Linked DNA regions of Homo sapiens: region 1 is linked to region 2. A link is a loop called in an ENCODE intact Hi-C map of the cell type or tissue named here. Cell type or tissue: endothelial cell of umbilical vein. All regions are shown on one strand.

Region 1 (4,000 bases), 50 kb before region 2:
ACTTTATTTTGACTTTCAGCAATTTGATGATGATATATCTAGGTCTTTTTTTTTTTCAGTATTCTACTTAGTGTTCACTAGCTTCTTAAATCCACAAATTAATAATTTGCTTCAAATTTAGAAAGCTTTCTGTCATTTTGTTCAATATTTTTCTTCTGCCTCTTTCTCTCTGTTCTCTCCTTCTGAGGATTGTGTTATGCATAACTTAGGATTCTGGAAATTGTCCTGGATGCTCTGGATCTCTGTCAATTTCTTTAATTGTTCTTTCTTTCTTTCTTTCTTTCTTTCTTTCTTTCTTTCTTTCTTTCTTCTCTTCCTTTCCTTCCTTCTTTTGTTCCTTCCTTCCTTCTTCATTCATTTTTGATTGGCTGCTTTCTAATGATTTATCTTCAAGTTTACTGTTTCTTTCTCTGCCACCTCAATCCTGCTGTTGATTTCACTGAATTAACTTTTTATCTCAGCTACTTTTTTCAATTTTATTATTTCCATTTGGTTCTTTTTTATAATGTCTATTTCTCTGTTGATATTTTATATTTTCATTCATTGTTAGCATATTTTCCTTTAATTCTTCAAGATTATTTTCTTTAATTTTAAAAACATATTTAAAAAACTTGTCTTGAATTTTTTGAAATCAATTTTAAAACTGACTATAAATGGCCTTTCTATGGCTCTCTAATTTCTAGGGTTTTTCTGTTAAATCCTGCTGGTTTACCCTTTACCCCAACTTGGACCCCAACCCTAGGCTGACAAAGCTTGGGGCTCTCCTCATCTAGTCTAAGTGGATTCACCATTTTATATTCAAGTAACCAGAATTATTTGCTGCCTTCCCATTCCAAGTTGATTCTACCACATCCAACAGGAAAGTTGGCTTTTGCTTCCATTCCCAGGTCAGAGTTGGAGAGGAAGATGGAGGAGTGGGAGTAACTTCAGGCAAGAAGGTCACAGGTTCCTGCTGTTTTTACCTGAATGTCCAACAATTTTTTAAGAATAAATGTTTCTCAAATTATTATGTCCCTTTGGTTGATTTCCAGAGTCATTGAATAGTTGTTTTTATTAATGCTGTCCAGTTTTACACTTGCTTTTTCATGAAGAGAAAAAACTCGACTTCTTTACATCACTATAGCAGGAAGTATTCCTCTTCACCATAGGTTTTAAGAGAATTAAATGAGTTTATTAATATAATTTGCTTAGAAGTGTCTAGAGTACTAAGCGCTATATGAGTTAGCTGTTATTACTATATTATTTATGTTTCTGCCATGTGTTCTAGAAATAAGGGTTATAGGGCTACTATATAGAAACTAGGGGTGTCCCTAATGCTGAATTCTAAATCCAGCAAAACTATTCAGAAATAAAGAAAAATAAAGACATTACCAGATTAAGAAAATCTAATTACTATGGAAATTGGGGATAATTTCTATATAGTAAACTGGTAAGGAAAGCCTTCACTGAGGAAGAAATAATTTAAATAAATACACAATGGAGGTTAGAAAGAGAATGATGGAGAGGTCTGGGAGGGTGGGTGTTAACAAATTTTTAAAACGGATTGGCTACCACATTATCTAGGAGGCCAAGCTTGCCTGACATGCCAGAAACAACAAGAAGGGCAGTGAAGCAGGAAGAAATTGGACAAGTGGGAATAATGTAGGCAATGTGATGAGTGGGGAATGTGGTGCCTGACCTTTGGTTTTGGCCCGAGAAAGACAGGAAACCAAATGTAGAGTTTTGAGAAAAAATGTTGATTGATCTGAACTGAGGTTTCAAAAGGATTACTCTGCTACAGAATGGAAAATGTGCTTTTGTTTGGGTAGTAAAAATAGAAACAAGGAGATCAGAAGGAAGGCTGTTGTTCATAACCCAGGAGACACATGGGAGCTTAGACCAAGTAGTAATGGTTGAGAGGGTCTATAATTTCTGGATATGTAAAGATTGTGGCAGTATGTGTGAGTAGAAGGAGGGTAAGCAAAAAGAGATTGGATTCTGGATATACAGATATTTTGAAAGCTGAACTGATAGGATTTGTTACCAGATTAGATGTAGGAAACAAAGTGAAGAGAAGAATCAAAAATGATGCCAGGCTTTTTGGTTTTCTTACACATTATTTGTATATAGGTAAAATTATATAATCATTTCATGGAACAATTTGGCATTCTGTAGGAAATTTAAAGATGCATGTGCCATACTTCTCGACAATTTTGCTTCTGTATTTTTACCCCAGAGAGACTTTTGTGCATATGCATCAAAGACATGTCTAAAATATTCACAGCAGCATTGTTCATGACTGCAAAATAAAGTGTAAAAAACAGTAAAATTGATTTATATACTGTAGTATGTACATATTATGGAACAGTATAAAACTGTTAAAATTTAACTAATCACCACAGGAATGAAGGACACAGTGTTGCACAAAATAAGCAAACTGCTGGGCTTTAGTAGGCGGTTTTCCCCTGACAGTGTGAAGGAGACTGAGAGGTTTGGACTAAGCAAAATTCACCACAACACAGCAAAGCGGCTGTGTCCAGACTGCTTCTCTAGATTCCTCCTCACTGGGCAGGGCATCTCTGCAGGAAATCCAGCAGCTCCAGTCAGGGGCTTACAGACAGGACTCTCAACTCCCTGGGACAGAGCACCTGAAGGGAGAGGCAGCTGCAGTCGCAGGGTCAGCGGATTTAATCTTTCCTGTCTGCTGGCTCTGAAGAGAGCAGCTGACCCTAACAAGGGGGACTCTCCCAGCAGAGTGCACCAGTTCTGCTAAGGGACAGACTGCCTCCTCAAGCAGGTTCCTGACTTTGCGCCTCTTGACTGGGAGAGACCTCCCAACAGGGATCAATAGACACCTCATACAGGAGAGCTGAAGCTTCCAGAGGAAGGAGCAGACAGCAATCTTTGATGTTCTGCAAACTCCATTGGTGAAACCTAGGTGACAGGGTCTGGAGTGGACCCCCATCAAACTGCAGCAGACCTGCAGAAGATGGGTCTAACTGTTAGAAGAAAAAGTAACAAACAGAAAGCAACAACAACAAAAGCATCAACAAAAAAGACCTCCTACAAAACCTCATCCAAAGGTCATCAGCTTCAAAGATCAAAGGTAGATAAATCCATGAAGATGAGGAAGAAACAGTGCAAAAACGCTGAAAATTCCAAAAGCCAGAATGCCTCTTCTCCTCCAAATGATTGTAACACTTCTCCAGCAAGGACACAGGACTGGACAGAGAATGAGATAGATTAATTGACAGAAGTAGGCTTCAGAAGGTGGGTAATAACAAACTCTGCTGAGCTAAAGGAGCATGTTCTAACCCAATGCAAAGAAGCTAAGAACATTGATAAAAGGTTACAGGAGCTGCTAACTAGAATAACCAGTTTAGAGAGGAACATAAATGACCTGATGGAGATGAAAAACACAGCACAAGAACTTCATGAAGCATACACAAGTATCAATAGCTGAATAAATCAAGCAGAAGAAAGGATATCAGAATTTGAAGACCATCTTGCTGAAATAAGGCATGCAGACAAGATTAGAGAAAAAATAATGAAAAGGAATGAACAAAACCTCCGAGAAATGTGGGACTATGTGAAGATACTGAAGCTACGATTGATTGGAGTACCTGAAAGAGACTGGGAGAATGGAATCAAGTTGGAAAACACACTTCAGGATATTATCCAGGAGAACTTCCCCAACCTAGCAAGACAGGCCAACATTCAAATTCAGGAAATACATAGAACACCACTAAGATACTCCATGAGAAGATCAACGCCAGGACACGTAATTTTCAGATTCTCCAAGGTTGAAACAAAGGAAAAAATGTTTAAGGGCAGCCAGAGAAAAAGGTCAGGTCACCTACAAAGGGAAGCTCATCAGACTAACAGCAGATCTCTCAGCAGAAACCCTACAAGCTAGAAGAGAGTGAGGGCAATATACAATATTCAATATTCAACATTCTTAAAGATAAGAATTTTTCAACCTAAAATTTCATATTATTAGAAATAAGTAGAATTTTACTTC
Region 2 (4,000 bases):
ACACTGTAAATGTTCAGTAAATATTTGTGGAATAAATGGATGTGAATAAATGAATGAAGGCAGGAAGGAAAAGTGTATTATTATTTGTCCTGCTTGGTATGTGATTGAGTCAGTCCTTTTCAGATAACATCTCCAGTTAATTTAGTCAAAATAAGACCCACTTTTCAAGCACTTTAGATCTGCAAAATCCCAAAAGCCATTTATGTTTTTTTTCTCAGAGCAGACAAATGGGGAGTGCATCAATTCTTAATAGCATACTAAAAGCAAACCTGAATTATGTGAGAGAAACAGTAAGATCTCTTCATCTCTCTCTTGTCTGTATGCTTGGGGAGTTGGGTCTGCTGGTGTAGAGATATGTTCATAACAGCAAATCCTAAACTTTGCTAAGAAGAAAAGTTCACATTTCCTAGTTGATTTCCTACAGCCTTGACGATTAATAATGGGAACCATACAGGATTTAGAACAATAATGACTAATTCTTAGTCATTGGTGGTTGGTAGCTGCTAACTGTAACATTTTCTAATCTGAAGACATTTCTTAACCATTAATACTTTGATAGAATGGTAAAATAATGACAAAGAATATTTAAAGGGTCCAGACAGTATCTGACCCATTTTTTGGCCCTTGATGAACAGAAAATAATATTATTTTGTATTTATCCAGATACCATTAAATTTGTTACATTTTATGTGGAAGACTTGAGGCAAGAAATATCTCACCCAAGATAGCTCATGAAATTTGGCCTTCAGTTCAATTTTGGACTTCACTTTGTCACTTACCAGTGCTGTGGTCTTGGACAAGCCTAAATTTTTTCATCTATAAAATGGAAATAATTAAAGTGCCTATCTAATAGGTACTTTTGGAATGATTAAGTGAAATGTTCTATACAAGGTGCTGAGAATATCACCTGACACATAGAAAAACAGAAATAATATGAGCTATACAAATAAAAACCTACCTAGAGCTTCACCCCTTTCTTTTAAAATTAATTGATATTTACAGTTTCAAGAGCATAGCATGGCTTTAACTTTAGTAGCAATATCTTAAAAGTCCACATGATGGAGAGGTTGCTCCATGCAGAGTAGACCAGCCATTCCATAGTAAAGATTATATTATCATTAATTTACCACTTATGTCCTTGCTTGAGAGGAAGGCTAAATTATACATATATATTAATTAGATACAGAGAGAGATTAATATATAGATTTATATATATATGTGTAGGTAGATATGTTGATTTGTTCACTGGTTGCTATATCATGTAGATATTCTATTTGGGGGAACAATTTTAATGCAAATATTAAACAGAAAAATATCAACATAAAGATAAAATAACAGTAACCTTTGTATTTCCTAGACAGCTCGTTAAATAAAAAATATCTTCAGACATCCAGGTGCACTGAGAAGCAACAATAGCAATTTCTCAAAGAGGAAAACTATGTACACATACACATACACACACACACACAAACACACACACACACACACACACAGCAGCAAACTCCCCCAATTTCATGGACTCCTCATTAGCAAAACAAGCTTTCTGCAGAGGAAATGAAAAAGGAAGGGACTTTTCATAAGTGGAAACTGTCCATGTGAGAGGAACAGACTCATTCAACAAGCATGGTAAGTCAGCTGCAGTCTAAAAGTCGAGTGTGTCAACACTGAAATCACCATCAAACCTTTCCTCAGACAGAAATGGGGGCAAAAGGAAAATAGCCATGGTGCAAAAGACGCGTTCATGTGGAAATGACTTAGCAGCAGTGGACAGGAAGCTGCTAAGAATAAGTTGTGTGGCCAGAGAGGGAGAGGGAAGGAGCTGGCCTTGCCCTCCCTCGGGTCCTCTCCCTCTGGCTATCTTTCTCTTTTCACCGGAGGCACCCTTTGTGAGGACCTCCTCACCTCTGTTACTGTGTCCAGTTTACTCTGGATGTCCTCCTCTGTTCTCACCTGGCTTCTCCCTAACAGACAAGAATATGGAAATTATAACTTTGGGAGGTATTTGTTTAGTAAAGTGTTTTTCTGTTTTTGTTTTGTTTTGTTTTGAGATGGAGTCTCGCTCTGTCACCCAGGCTGGAGTGCAGTGGCGCGATATCGGCTCACTGCAACCTCCAACTCCAGGGACAGTGACTGCAACCTCCAGCTCTGCCAGGGACAGTCACCCCAGGATCTCCAGCTTCCCTAGGCCCTGCTAGCCACCCTGGGGACTAATAATTCTCCTGCCTCAGCCTCCTGAGTAGCTGGGACTAAAGGCACATGCCACCATGCCCGGCTAATTTTTGTGTTTTTAGTAGAGACAGGGTTTCACCATGTGGCCAGGCTATTCTCAAACACCTGACCTCAAGTGATCTGCCAGCCTTGGCCTCACAAAGTGCTGGGATTACAGGCTTGAGCCACTGCACCTGGCCCTTTAGTAAAGTTTTATTTCTCTGTGCTTAATTTAATAGAAATCAGGTTAAATTTCTTCTCTATCTTTCCTTTAGAAACCTTCTTTTTTATTTCCATACAGCAAAACATTTTATGAATATACATATATACATATTTAGTGTACATTTTATATATATGTGTATATATACATATTTTGCATACACATACATGTGTATATAGAAATGTATACAAGCACATATATAAATTATAGACACAAACACACACACACACTGCTCAATAGAAAAAAAATTTAACTCCACATTGCACAATGAAAGAAAACAAGGAGATTAATTTTGGCAACTGTATTTTCCCCAGAATATTGCATTAAATTATCTTCTACAGATATAGTTGTGGGTGTTTATGATGACAATGTCTATTTTTTAACACTGTTCTGCCAATACGACAAAAAACTTACTTTGAAAAATCTTATTTAGGTACTAACCAGTTCCAATTAACTCCTTCCTATATATTCCATTTATTCTGACAATAAAAGTGTGTAGCTCGAGCTTGTTATCATAGGCAAGTCCAGGATTTAGTAGTATCATTCCTGTCTTAGAATTGACCTTCATGTCATTTTAATTTTTAAACTATTGGGTGTTCTCAAAAGCAAATAAAGGACCAATGTAATATTTAAAACACTTGACAAATGTAACAAACAAGTGACAAATTCAAAACAGAAAAATCTATGTTTCATTAGGGTAAAAGAAGAGAGCAACATATAATTAGTCTGCTTAGGAAAACACATCCACAGAATATATGCTGCAGGAGAAATGTAACAGGAGACTCACTCATCTACTGCAAGGCTTTGAAAAATGTTGGTATCTGTAAACAATAAAGAAAGAAAAGATATTCTTCTCTAATTATTAAAGAGATGTTCAACCATCTGCAAACTATTTTTTTAAGTTCTTGTTGTTCCCTTCCTTTGATTCATGCAAAGCCATGTTGTACCTTTGCTACTTTTGAGAATAATGGGACTTTGAAGTCAATTAAACTCATTCCTCAGCTTGAAGGGAGCAGCAGGTAGAATGTTGTCTTTGGCTCCTCATTAAGTAGTATATTGTTCCTTTCAATGATCTAATATCTACAGCATAATCCACAATTCCGCAGGTAGGTCTGGGTGATTATGCTTTTTCATATTTTATTTCTTTGGCAATACAAAGTCTAAGAGTAGGAAGTAAAAGTTAGTACTTAAATCCTGGGGCAAGTAGGGAGGATAATAATAATGAACAATTTGTGAAATTATTTTTATTTTTATTTTGCAACTTATGAGAAATCAAGAAAGGGAAACAAATTAAAGATTGATGCCTTGTTCTTTAAGAAAAGGTTATACCTAAGATTGTCATAAACTCAGCAATTCTCTCATTTTACATGATAAAGGTTATTTTTAAAATATAGATTTAGACATAGGAAACATTTTTAAATGAACCATGTACTTTTTTTATTAAAGTTTCAAATTTACTTCTTTTATTTCTTATAAGTCATCTTAGTTTGAAGTCAATGCCCAAGAATTAAAGTAGAACTCAGGGTTTTCTTCCCAGCTTAGCCTCATTAGCAAAAGTATCTGCCTATGCTT

The links. A loop is a pair of places that touch in the nucleus more often than their neighbours do. Peaks named below come from ENCODE experiments on the same cell type or tissue, not always from the same donor. Only the 100,000 strongest peaks of a DNase experiment are listed, where the experiment ranks them.
Region 1: a loop joins it to region 2, with 4 times the contacts of the local background. A loop is called at or near these places in 1 of 110 quality-filtered maps.

What each region holds. Positions count from the first base shown.
Region 1 is chr2:182,180,318-182,184,317 of GRCh38, reverse strand. The region is part of intron 13 of PDE1A (phosphodiesterase 1A); the gene reads left to right. Among named protein-coding and RNA genes, the nearest start is that of PPP1R1C, 200 kb to the right of the region's middle. In endothelial cell of umbilical vein, no CTCF peak of the experiment used is centred here; a DNase peak (open chromatin) is centred at 1,647.
Region 2 is chr2:182,129,859-182,133,858 of GRCh38, reverse strand. It overlaps a transcript of PPP1R1C not described here. Among named protein-coding and RNA genes, the nearest start is that of PPP1R1C, 150 kb to the right of the region's middle. In endothelial cell of umbilical vein, no CTCF peak of the experiment used is centred here; DNase peaks (open chromatin) are centred at 428, 1,058 and 1,628; H3K27ac peaks cover 1,970 bases.